Regions from separate parts of the Homo sapiens genome. Here all the other regions are linked to region 1. Evidence: chromatin contacts called from ENCODE Hi-C or POLR2A ChIA-PET data. All regions are on one chromosome and are shown on one strand. Each heading gives the region's core, a stretch centred on a gene start or an enhancer-like site at or near the end of the contact. The rest is flanking DNA. Distances are from core to core; before and after follow the strand shown.

Region 1 (3,672 bases), core at 78-2,577:
TGTCAGGAGGATGACAAAGTACCTGACTTTGGGAGGACAGAAAAGTGCTGGACTGCTGATAGTTTTATGACATGGTGAATGGACTTAATGCCACTGTTTTGTACTTTATAAATGGTAAATTTTAGTCTGAGCAACGTGGCAAAACCCTGTCTCTAAAAAAAAAAAAAATACAAAAATTGGCCAGGCACAGTAGCGTATGCCTATTGTCCCAACTACTCTGGAGTCTGAGGTGGAAGGATCACCTGATCCCAGGAAGTTGAGGCTGCAGTGAGCTGTGATGGTACCACTGCACTACTCTAGCCTAGATGACAGAGCAAGACCCTGTCTCAAAAAGGAAAAAAAAAAAGGGTAAATTTTATGTTAGGTACATTTTACCACAATTTTTTTTAAAAAGTTGGCCAGGCACAGTGGCTCAAGCCTATAATTCCAGCACTTTACGAGGCCAGGGTGGGTGGACGGCCTGAGGACAGGAGTTCGAGAGCAGCTGACCAATATGGTGAAACCCCGTCTCTACTAAAAATACAAAAATTAGCTGGGCATGGTGGTGGGTGCCTATAATCCCAGCTACTCGAGAGGCTGAGGCGGGAGAATCGCTGGAACCCAGGAGGCGGAGGTTGCAGTGAGCCGAGATCACACCATTGCACTCCAGCCTGGGCGACAACAGCGAAACTGTCTCAAAAAAAAAAAAAAAAAAGTCCCAGAGACCTAAAAAAACAAAGTGTCCCACACACTCCATCTGGAGGTGTTTTCTGGGGTCCTATAGTGTCCACGTTCTCTGGTTCTATTTCCGCATCTCCTGCCCTGGCTGGCAGGAGAGACCGAGGGAGCAGGGCCAGGGCTCAGCTGAGAAGCCCTTTTTCTTGTAAACACTGTTATAAATAACCCAGAAAGAGGTAGAAAGGGGGTCCTGGCAAGAGAGTGAAGGTCAGGCAGCCCCTTCATGGCATTTAAGGAAATGTCATGCTCAACAGGGCAGCAAGATGCCAGTGCACACCTTCAGCCCAGTGCTGCCTGGAGCTGACTGCCGCCTTGCTGTCATGCCAGAGCCCCCAGGCAGCACTCACACACCCAGGATATGCAGCCCTCTCAGGTGGCCGGCTCCTGGGGTTTATGAACAGACAGGGGACCCTCAGGTGGGTGGACAGGCAGTAGGTAGCTGGCGATTCCCCCTTCCCAGTAGGCTGGGGGCCTCGGCAGGCCAGAGCTGAAGTCAGTTCCCCAATAACCCAGGCCAGGACTCCACACCAGCCTGGGCTTGTCAGCCAACACATGACCAGGCCGAGGGAGAGATGACTCAGCAGTGCTCGGCCCACAGCTGCCCCTGCTGCTGCACAGCGTGGGAGCTGGAGGGGCCTCACAGCCCATCTGGTCCTGTGGTTCCCACACTGGGCTCCCTGGGGAACCCCCACAGCTCCACCATGGCCCTGGGCTTTGAAATGGGAGGAATTATGAAAGAGTTAATTAGGTTTCCCATGTTTATTAACCAAAAGTCATATAGTGGCAACCCATCATATTCCTATTTAACCAGAGTGAATTTAACATTATGTGATTGGCAAAAAAGATAAATAGGCCAGGCGCAGTGGCTTACACCTGTAATCCCAGCACCAAGGTGGGTGGGTCAGATCACCTGAGGTCAGGAGTTCGAGACCAGCCTGGCCAACATGGCAAAACCCCATCTCTACTAAAAATACAAAAATTAGCCAGGCGTGGTGGTGCACGCCTGTAATCCCAGCTATTCGGGAGGCAGAGGCAGGTGAATCGCTTGAACCCGGGAGGCAGAGGTTGCAGTGAGCCGAGATCATGCCACTGCACTCCAGCCTGGGGGACACAGTGAGACTCCGTCTCAAAAAAACAAATAAATAAATAAATAGCCATATTTCTATTTCTTTCTTACACATTAGAAGTAGGGTGATGTATCTTGCATGTGAATTCTCTATTTGCATAAACTCATATACACGTACCTATTTTCCATATACACTACTTTGTAGGCTATTTAAGGACCCTATGATAGTTAATTTGACCCAAACCCCAGACTAAGAAACCACTCCCCAAGTCCATGGTATTTACCACTCAGGGTGTCTGAGCAGCCTGTGAGAATCCAGCAAAGTGGGCATTCCCCATGTTATCTATGTGACTTTGAAAGAATGGGGAGGGGAAAGTTCTCCACACCTGTTAGTACCTTTGAGAGTCTTCCTGGGTTCCAGAAGCCCAGGCAACATCACGAAGGAGGAAGCTCCCATCAAGAGGGGCAGGGCTTGCCCACCATGCCCAGCGAGCTGGAGGCAGAGCGGATACCAGGGCTCATCGCTCACTCTCCTGCTGAAAACCCTCCCCTGACTTCTCATTGCCCTTGACTAAAACCCGGAGTCCTCAGGGGCCGAGTGCAGCTGGAGCCTGCCTGCTTTCTCACCACCTCCTGGACTCTCCCACCCTCCCTATACAGTAGGCATGGTGGCCTTCTTCCTTCCCATGGAACACAACCCTCTGTCTGGGGCTGTCCACCTGGGACACCTCCCCCAGGTCCTGGGGCCACCTTCCCACTGTTCAGTCGCAGTGAGAGAGGCCTTCCCCAACACTCCAATCCTTCCACTCACGGGGATTACATCACTGTGGGTTTTTGTTTTTGTTTTTTTGAGACAGCGTCTCACTCTGTCGCCCCAGCTGGAGTGCAGCGGTGTGAGCTCACCTCACTGCAATCTGTCTCCTGGGTTCAAGCGATTCTCCTGCTTCAGCGTCCCGAGTAGCTGGGACTACAGGCATGCTCCACCACCTGGCTAATTTTTGTATTTTTGGTAGAGATGGGGTTTCGCCATGTTGGCCAGGCTGGTTTCAAGCTCCTGACCTCAAGTGATCTACCCACCTCAGCCTCGCAAAGTGCTGGGATTATAGGTGTGAGCCACCGCACCCGGCCGCATCACTGTGTTTTAAGCATAGCATGGAACCAGGGACCATCCGTCTCCTCTCCAGAATATAAACTGTCCAAGCACCTGGCCTTGTCCTTTGCTGAGTCCCAGCACCTGGAAAGGTGCCAAGCACTGAGTAGGTGCTTACTAAACCTTTGCAGGACGGGAGGGTGTGGGGTGGAGGCGCAGAGGCACTATTTCCCAGGACAGTTTTGGCATCTCTGCCTCACACTATCGTGAAGGCTGCAGTCTCTCTCACACTAACCCCCCTTTACCGGGGGTTGAGGGGTGGTTTCCTTCCGCATCCATTTATTCCCTTATGGAAACTCCTGCCTTTCCTTTTCCAGTGGGTCAGATGATGAGAAACGCAGACCCACAGGCTCCCAGATAAAGCTGGTGGGAAAGAGGTTCTCTTTGGCCCCAGCAGGCTCTCCTTGGTCATGTGGTCAGTGAGGGCCAGAGGCCAAGGGAAGCCAAGGAGGCCTGCTGAGCAGACCACCACTCGCTCAGGTCCTGCAGACTCGAGGCTCTGGCTGGCCTCCTAAGCCACAGCTGAGCCTGCCTTATGTAGAAGTGCGTTCCAGAGCGAAGAACTGGGCGAGTACAATGAATCTGTGTCAACTGAATCACACGTTTCCACACTCCCTTCTTCTCAAGTAATAGGGATGTGTCCTGGGGTGGGGGTGGCACTGCAGCAGGCTCCCCACCCCTGGGCCTCCTTACTGTGTGCTAATGACAGAATAACAGGCACCTGAACTAGGAAAGGGGG
Region 2 (3,986 bases), core at 753-3,252, 140 kb after region 1:
AGCTGGTATGCTGGGAAGAATAACAACAGTCTGTAAGCCTAGCCTGCTGCCCAGCAGGTACAGGTCAACACTTGTCACCTATCCTGACATTCTCCAGGGATAATTTTTTTTAAAAAATGGCTTTCTACAAGATACACTCGTTGAAAAATAAGCCGACTTGTGTTGGTGATAAAAGGGAAGAGGAAGACAAGTCTAAGTGTGTGTTAGTTCTTAAGCCAAAAAACAGAAGTTTCAGATCAACTGAAGAGTGGAAGATTAGACTCAGTGGTGGCTCAGAGCCTAAAAGTGACAGACTCCACCTAATTCCTAACGAGTAATAAGAAAAAGCAATCTATAAAACCATTTCAAGCAATCAACAGCAACACTAATAACAGAAAACACCTCTTTGGTAAGCGAGAGAAGAAACTTCAGAGACATCAAAAAGTGTTTAATGTGTAGCATGAAGACGTAACCCTTAATGGAAATGGGGTTCTGGAGTAAGGCAATTACCTGAACAAAGATTTCCACACATACAAATTTAAGGATCACGAAGGTCTCCAGCTGTCAGTCTGGAGAAGATCAGAGGCCCCCCGGCCTCCTTCCACCAACCTGCTCATCAATTTCACGCCCCTCTCCCAGCCCATCCCAATTGGGACGTCATAGTCGTGTGCCATCTAGTGGTCAATATGATTACTGCATGTAACTGCCTGGGGCTTTCTGTTTTGGTTTTATTAAGCTTTCACTAACTCATTGTTATAATATGTCTGGTGCTGAGAATATAATAGAGAACACGATAGACACGGCCCTTCCTTCAGGAACCTCACAGTATAGCAGGGTGAATTAAACACATAAAATACAATATGAGAGGTACAATCAAGACATATTAAGGGAGGTAAGGGAGCCCTGAGGAAGGACACCTAATCTAGATTTGGTGATTGGAGGAGGCTTCCCAGAGGGAGGGCCATTAATGCTGGGATCTGAAGGATAAGCAGAAGTTTGTTAAGCAAAGGAGGGGAAGGAAACAGACAGCATTTCAGGCAGAAAGGTGAGGTATGCCTAAAAGCCAGGTGTCAAGAGAGCACAACCAGCTCATGTTGGGTGCAAAGCTTTGTTAAGAACTTTGAACTTGGCAGGGTGCGGTGGCTCATGCCTGTAATCCCAGCACATTGGGAGGCTGAGGCAGGTGGATCACCTGAGGTCAGGAGTTTTAGACCAGCCTGGCCAACATGGTGAAACCCTGTTTCTACTAAAAATACAAAAAAAAAAGTTAGGTGTGGTGACAGGTGCCTGCAGTCCCAGCTACTTGGGAGGATGAGGCAGGAGAATTGCTTGAACCTGGGAGGTGGCGGTTGCAGTGAGCTGAGATTGCACCGTTGTACTCCAGCCTGGGTGACAGAGTGAGACTCTGTCTAAAAAAATAATAATAATAACTTTGAACTTCATTCATGGGGCTGTGAGAGCCATTTCTTTTCAGGGACAAATGAAGAAAGCCTATAGAATTTGAATTTCTCCTGGGCCCTGGCTTATACCTCTTACCTCTTAGAGTCCAGACACTCACAACCCACCCCCTGAAGAGTGGAATGATGTTATTCTTTAAATTTTTGTTTTATTCCCAGGCATGAGTTGCTTATCCACATGCCCTTGATCTCTCCTTTCCCTGTGTCAGCAAAGAAGTTTGTCTAGCGTTGTCATCATTTCTGAGCTAGGGCAGAGCTTCAGCTCCTGCAATAATAGATCTGGCAATGCCAAACTCCTTTCTAGCGCCAAAGTCCTTAATGGGGGAGACAGTGGCTACTGTCAGTGTAAGGTCCTGGGGACCTCATGCTTCAGTATCCCCTGGGGTATTTAACAAAGCAGATTCCCAGACCTTCCCATCCTCACTCAGGGGATGTGGGTCCCTGGAATGGGCTCCTGTGCCCTGGTGATCCTGGGGCTCACTTGGGTTAGAAGCACTGGTGTGGCGATTGGGGCACAGGCCCTGGGGTTAGTTCCCTCCTACAACTCTGTCTAGCCCTGCCTCCCACTGTGTGTGACTCAGCTGTTTGGTCTCAGGCCAGTTACTTCATCTCCCTAAGCCACTGGTTTCTATTCTTGAAAATGGGAATAATAATCATAAAACCTACCCAACAGCATTATTGAGAAGATTCGATGAGATTATGTATGTAATGAGGCTGGCACAGAGTCTGGCAAATAGGAAGTACTCATCAAAGCTTAAAGAACATCAACTGTTGTGTCTGGGACACATTACAGTCATAAAGGGGATGGGAGTTAACACCAGGCCATGGGCTTGGATCCTCAGGGGCTGGAATTTAGAGGGGTGGGTTGCCAAGGGGAGGAGAGAAGACCTAGGGGGTCGGATATCTCACTCAGAGAGGTGTTGAGAGCCAGCAAGCCAGAGAGGCAGACTGCCCCTGGACAGCTGGGAGCAGAGGGTTGTAAGTGCACCGCAGAGTGGGTGGAAATGAAATCTTCATGAAATGCTCAGAGAATCTGACAGGAAGCTTCCCTCTGCTAACACTGCTTTTCAATGACTCTTATCGACACAAACCAGCCAAAGCAAAAGAGGGAATTTTGAGTTTATTTAATTGAAAAGGCCAAGGGTAGATATGAATCTGGTGTAAACACTGCCATCAGGAACCAGTCTCCAATTCTCAGCTCTACTTCTGCCCATCTTAGCTTTGTTCTCAGGCTGGCTTGCTCTATGTATTGACAAAAGTCAACCAGCAGCTCTAAGTGTAGTTCTGCAGGTAACAAGCCCAGCCCAGAGACAGCACCTCTCTCCTGATAGCATCAGCAAAAATCTTGAGGCTGACGTTCATTGGCTTAACTTTGGGCCACTTGCCCATCTCTGAACCAATCACTGTGACCAGAAAAATGGAATTTTCTGATTGGCCAGATCTGTTTCTTGTGTTCAATTTTGCATCCAGGGTTGGTTCAGCCCCACCCAAATTACACGGAGTGAGCATAAAGAGTTCCCTAAATAAAAATAAGGGCCCTGTTTCTGGGAGAAGAGATGGAGGACAAGCCAAACAAAACTGAGGCATCCTCAATTTGCCCATGTGTGAGACACCCTCTTGCCATTGGTCCCTGGAGCCAGGCTGTTCTTGGGCGCCTGAACATCCGTTTTCAGTTCTGCTGCAGCCCCCACAGGCTTGGTCCTTGGGAAGGGGAGTCTTCCAGCACTGGGTAGCAGGCAGGAGTCACCTCCCCCACAGAGAGCAGTGACACCACAGATGGTGCTTGCTGAAAAGGCAGTTCTAGGGAGTAGCAGGCACAGGTGGTGCTGCACAAGCCCCTAGCTAGATTCCCCTAATGTCCTTCAAGAGAGGCTGTAAAAGGAGAAAAAGAAAATCAGAGACTTTATGAGGGTAGGGGAATGAGGACAGGCTAAAAGACTACGACTCCTCAACCACGGCGGCTGCCGACCCTGGGGAGCTGATGGCCCTGGACTAGGAGGCGCTAGGGACTATGTCCCTGCTCTGCCACTCTGGCCCTCCCTTCACCCTAGATCATCCCGCTGCACCCCAGCCCATTCTGAACTGTGCATTCCTGTGAGCACGCTCCCTCACTCCCTCACTCTTGGCACACACACACATCTCCCGGCCCTCGCACTCATTCAACCAGCTTAGGGCCTACAGAGGGCCATGCTCCATGCCAGGAGCTACCATGGCTCCCCAGGAAGAGCCTACCTCATGGAACCTCATGGAACACACAATTCAAGAAAGTGCAATGAGGGCCATGTTTTATGAATGCACTCTTTATTTTTATTGCACTTTTATTGCATTAAATCATACATTAAGTGATTCTCCTTGTAAACTATTCCAATCATACATTTACTACTGAAGCCACTTAACTCCCCTCTCCCCAGCCAGGCCCCTCCCTCAAAGTAAGTAGTCTGTTATCCATTTGATGGATAGCTGTTGAAATATTTTTCTACATGTATACATCCTAATATGTTCACATGCAGGAATATATAGCTTTAGTTTTGTTGACATCTTTTGAAGAGG
Region 3 (4,179 bases), core at 755-3,254, 200 kb after region 1:
CGGGTGTGATGGTGTGCCCTTGTAGTCCCAGCTACTCTTGGGAGGCTGAGGGAGGAGAATTGCTTGAACCTGGGAGGCGGAGGTTGCAGTGAGCTGAGATCGCGCCACTGCACTCCAGCCTGCACAACAGAGCAAGACACCATCTCAAAAAAAAAAAAATTTGTTTGCATATTTGTTATTTTTAATCGCCATCCTCATATGTCATATTACATATGTAATATATTTATTATATATGTCATATTACATATGTAATATATTTATTATATATGTCAGGCCTCTGAGCACAAGCTAAGCCATCATATCCCCAGTGACCTGCACGTATACATCCAGATGGCCTGAAGCAACTGAAGATCCACAGAAGTGAAAATAGCTTAACTGATGACATTCCACCATTGTGATTTGTTTCTGCCCCACCCTAACTGATCAATGTTTTTTATAATCTCCCCCATCCTTAAGAGGTTTCTTTAGGCCGGGCCCGGTGGCTCATGCCTGTAATCCCAGCACTGTGGGAGGCCCAGATGGGTGGATCACAAGATCAGGAGATTGAGACCATCCTGGCTAACACAATGAAATCCCGTCTCTACTAAAAATACAAAAAAAATTTGCCAGGCATGGTGGCGGGCACCTGTAGTCCCAGCTACTCGGGAGGCTGAGGCAGGAGAATGGCGTGAACCCAGGAGGCGGAGCTTGCAGTAAGCTGAGATCGTGCCACTGCACTCACTCCAGCCTGGGTGACAGAGCAAGACTCCATCTCAAAAAAAAAAAAAAAAAAAAAAAAAGAAGTTTCTTTATAATTCTCCCCACCGTTGAGAATGTACTTTGTGAGATCCACCCCCTGCCCCCAAAACATTGCTCTTAACTCCACCGCCTATCCCAAAACCTGTAAGAACCAATGATAATCCCACCACCCTTTGCTGACTCCTTTTTCGGACTCAGCCCGCCTGCACCCAGGTGAAATAAAGAGCCTTGTTGCTCACACAAATCCTGTTTGGTGGTCTCTTCACATGGATGCGTGAGACAATACACATATGATAAGTGCCATGAATTAAAACGGAGCCAAATAAAGAGTTAGAAAATGGTGGGGGATGTACTTGGGGAAGGCCTTTCGCAAGATGTGAATGTCTACCAGAGAGGCAGAGGTAACTAGTCCTGGGAACAAGCAAGGGAAGAGCAGCACCAAGTATTAGGGAAGGACACCTGCAGAGGCCCTGAGGCAGGACAGTGCTGGCCACAAGGGCAACAGCAAGAAGGCAAGTGTGGCTGGAGTAGGTGAACAAGGGCATAAAGTAGAGGAAATAAATCTCCAGGTGGATGGTGTCAAAAAATAAAACAGGTTGGGTGCTATGGCTCATGCCTGAAATCCCAGCATTCTGGGAGGCCAAGGCGGGTGGATCACTTGAGGCCAGGAGTTTGAGACCAGCCTGGCCAACATAGCGAAACCCCGTCTCTACTAAAAAAATACAAAAATTAGCCAGGAGTGGTGGCAGGTGCCTCAGGAGGCTGAGGCAGGAGAACTGCTTGAACCCTGGAGGCAGAGGTAGCAGTGAGCTGAGATTGCACCACTGCACTCCAGCCTGGGCGACAGAGCAAGACTGTCTCAAAAAATCAATTAATTAAAAAATAAAAATAAAGTAGAGGAAATAAGCAGGAAACAGAAGCCAGATCATGTAGGGTCTTAAAGTAAGTGGAGTGCAGTAAGGGATTCAGGTTTTATTCTGATGGTTGCAGGAAGCAACTGGAGGCCTTTGAGCAACGGTGACATGATCTGATTTCTGCTTAAAAGGATCACACTGGTGCTCAATTTTAGCATCATATACGCTAAAGTTGGAACAATATAGAGATTAGCATGGCGCCTCTGCAAAAATGACATGCAAATTTGCGAAGCGTTCCATACTTTCAAATCAGAAACTAATGAGATTAGTTACCTACAGAGGGTGGACGGACTTGAGAGGAAGTGGTGAGGGTGAAGAAAAATATATTAACCACAAGAAGGCAGGTGGGGAACCAGGGACCACAGGAAGCCCAGCTGACCCTACTGCCTGCCAAAGCCATGGGCTAGACCTGTGACCCAGACAAGGTCTGTGTTGGGACACATCAGCTGGTGGCCAGAGGTGCATGGTCCAGTTCTCAGCAAAGATCCCCATGGGGAGATCGCAGTCCCAGGGCCTACCCTTTCCCGGTGTTGGTTCAGCTGATGCCTAGCAAGAACTCCCAGGAGAAGCCCCTAGAGCCAGACAGAACATGACCACCCGAAACTGCAGCCAGGAAGAAGCTGTGTGAGAGAGAGATCAGCCAACTGCAGAGACGGCCTGGCTAAGAGATAGCTTGGGTGTGGCCGTGAAACCTAGGCCGGTTCCCACAGTCTCCTCAACATGGGTGTGTCCTCAGAAATGAGACAGACATGCCAAGGAAACTGTGTCATACCAGTGTGGCCAGAGGCAAGGGTGTTTCAGTAACTAAAGGATGGAGGAAAGTGAACTCCCACAGAACAGAGTGGTCCAAAGAGGCAAGAATGGCAATTACACCAAAGGAAAGGCTTGTTTCCTCCCTGCTTGTCCTTCTCCAGTCACAGATTAGCAAACAATTTATTCCTAGCATAAAAGGGGATACTCATCTCTAGCTGGGATTAGTTGGAAAGGAGAGAAAGGGAGGCAGCATGGTCAAGACCTAGGGCTCTAGAAGAGCTGGGTTCAAATACTAACTCTGCCTGGTCAAGCTGTGTGACCTTGGGAATGTTACTTAGCCTCTCTGAGCCTCAGAGACGTTTTTGGTAAAATGGAGGTTATTAATAATAATCAACAAGTAACGATGTTATGAGAACTCAAAGAGCTCCTTCAGGTTAAGTACTTGGCATCATTGTTGGCACAGAGATGGATACTATTTTCATGATCATTTTAAGGTGGCAGTAACTGGGACTCAGAAAGGAAAGAGCTTGTGGGTGGCAGGGACTTGTTAGTCAGATTCCAAAGCTCCTGCGGTAACCTAGACCTTCAATGCTCAAATACAGTAGTCACCAGCCACACGTGGCTATTGGGCACTTGAAATATGATGAACCCCAAATGCGATGTGCTGTCAGTGTAAAAGATACTGGATTTCAAAGACTTCATACAAAACAAAAGTAATGAATGATGAATGTTTATACTGATTACATGTTAAAATATTATTTTGGATCTATTGAGTTAAATAAAAGATATCATTAAAATTAATTCCAGTTGCTTCTTTAATTTTCTTAATGTAGCTACTTGAAAATTTAAAAAATTTGCAGCTAACGTTATATTTCTTTTTTTCTTTTCTTTTTTTTTTTTTTTGAGATGCAGTCTTGCTCTGTTGCCCAGGCTGCAGTGCAGTGGCACAATCTCGGCTCACTGCCACCTCCACCTCCTGGGTTCAAGCAATTCTCCTGCCACAGCCTCCCAAGTAGCTGAGATTACAGGCACCCACCAACACGCCCGACTAATTTTTGTATTTTTAGTAGAGGTGGGGTTTCACTATGTTGGCCAAGCTGGTCTCGAACTCCTGACCTCAGGTGATCTATCTGCCTCAGCCTCCCAAAGTGCTGGGATTACAGGCGTGAGCCACCATGCCCAGTCTCCCAAAAATCTTTCAAAATGCTGTTGCTGGGCCAAGAGTTTGCAACCAGCCTGGCCAACATGGCGAAACCCAGTCTCTACTAAAAATACAAAAATTAGCCGGGCGTGGTGGCGCACGCCTGTAATCCCAGCTACCTGGCAGGCTGAGACATGAGAATCGCTTGAACCCAGGAGGCAGAGGTTGCAGTGAGCTAAGATTGCACCACTGTACTCCAGCCTGGGCGACAGAGAGAGATTCTGTCTCAAAAAAAAAAAAAAAAAAAAAAAATGGTGTTGCTGCCTTACTGGGAAAAGGGCTCTCCTTGCATAGCAAGGCCTAGGGGCTAGAAGGGGAATAGAGAGACAGCAGGCAAGAGCCAGAGCAGCCTGGCCTGGCACACAGTTGCACTGAGGAGAAGAAAAGCCATGTGGGTTATTTGGGCCTCTTTTTGGCAACCACAAGAGACAAGGGATGAGGAGGATATTTTCTGCAGACTCTGTAAAGGCCAGGGAACAGGACTGCCAAAGTTGCAGGGGAGAGAGGAATACAGGATGCTCTGTTAAATTTGAATTTTAGATAAACAATGAATAATTTTTTAGCGTAAGTAAG

Evidence for each region. A loop is a pair of places that touch in the nucleus more often than their neighbours do. ChIA-PET counts read pairs that join two places held with the same protein, here RNA polymerase II (POLR2A). Pooled maps may share reads with other maps.
Region 2: a loop to region 1 is called in a pooled map, with 3 times the contacts of the local background. The contact joins two enhancer-like sites. A Hi-C loop is called at or near these places in 2 of 168 maps with a recorded cell type or tissue (GM11168 and left cardiac atrium), 1 of 37 single-sample maps with no recorded cell type and 4 of 50 pooled maps. POLR2A ChIA-PET finds 5 or more read pairs at or near these places in 4 of 52 experiments (GM10248, GM12878, PC-9 and 1 more).
Region 3: a map with no recorded cell type shows a loop between it and region 1 (10-fold over the local background). The contact joins two enhancer-like sites. A Hi-C loop is called at or near these places in 6 of 37 single-sample maps with no recorded cell type and 4 of 50 pooled maps.

What each region holds. Positions count from the first base shown.
Region 1 is chr5:149,803,631-149,807,302 of GRCh38, reverse strand. All of the region lies in intron 1 of PPARGC1B (PPARG coactivator 1 beta), which reads right to left. Among named protein-coding and RNA genes, the nearest start is that of MIR378A, 73 kb to the right of the region's middle. RefSeq lists a cis regulatory region at 1,290-1,300 and enhancers at 1,223-1,367, 957-1,606, 2,258-3,067. Within about 2 kb of position 1,327, at least 29 of the 41 ENCODE cell types and tissues checked have a DNase peak (open chromatin) inside an H3K27ac peak, as active enhancers do.
Region 2 is chr5:149,664,392-149,668,377 of GRCh38, reverse strand. No RefSeq gene overlaps it. Among named protein-coding and RNA genes, the nearest start is that of PPARGC1B, 64 kb to the left of the region's middle. Within about 2 kb of position 2,002, at least 9 of the 41 ENCODE cell types and tissues checked have a DNase peak (open chromatin) inside an H3K27ac peak, as active enhancers do.
Region 3 is chr5:149,604,356-149,608,534 of GRCh38, reverse strand. The region is part of intron 3 of ARHGEF37 (Rho guanine nucleotide exchange factor 37); the gene reads right to left. It also overlaps the pseudogene RNU6-588P. Among named protein-coding and RNA genes, the nearest start is that of ARHGEF37, 25 kb to the right of the region's middle. RefSeq lists an enhancer at 2,142-2,281. Within about 2 kb of position 2,004, at least 13 of the 41 ENCODE cell types and tissues checked have a DNase peak (open chromatin) inside an H3K27ac peak, as active enhancers do.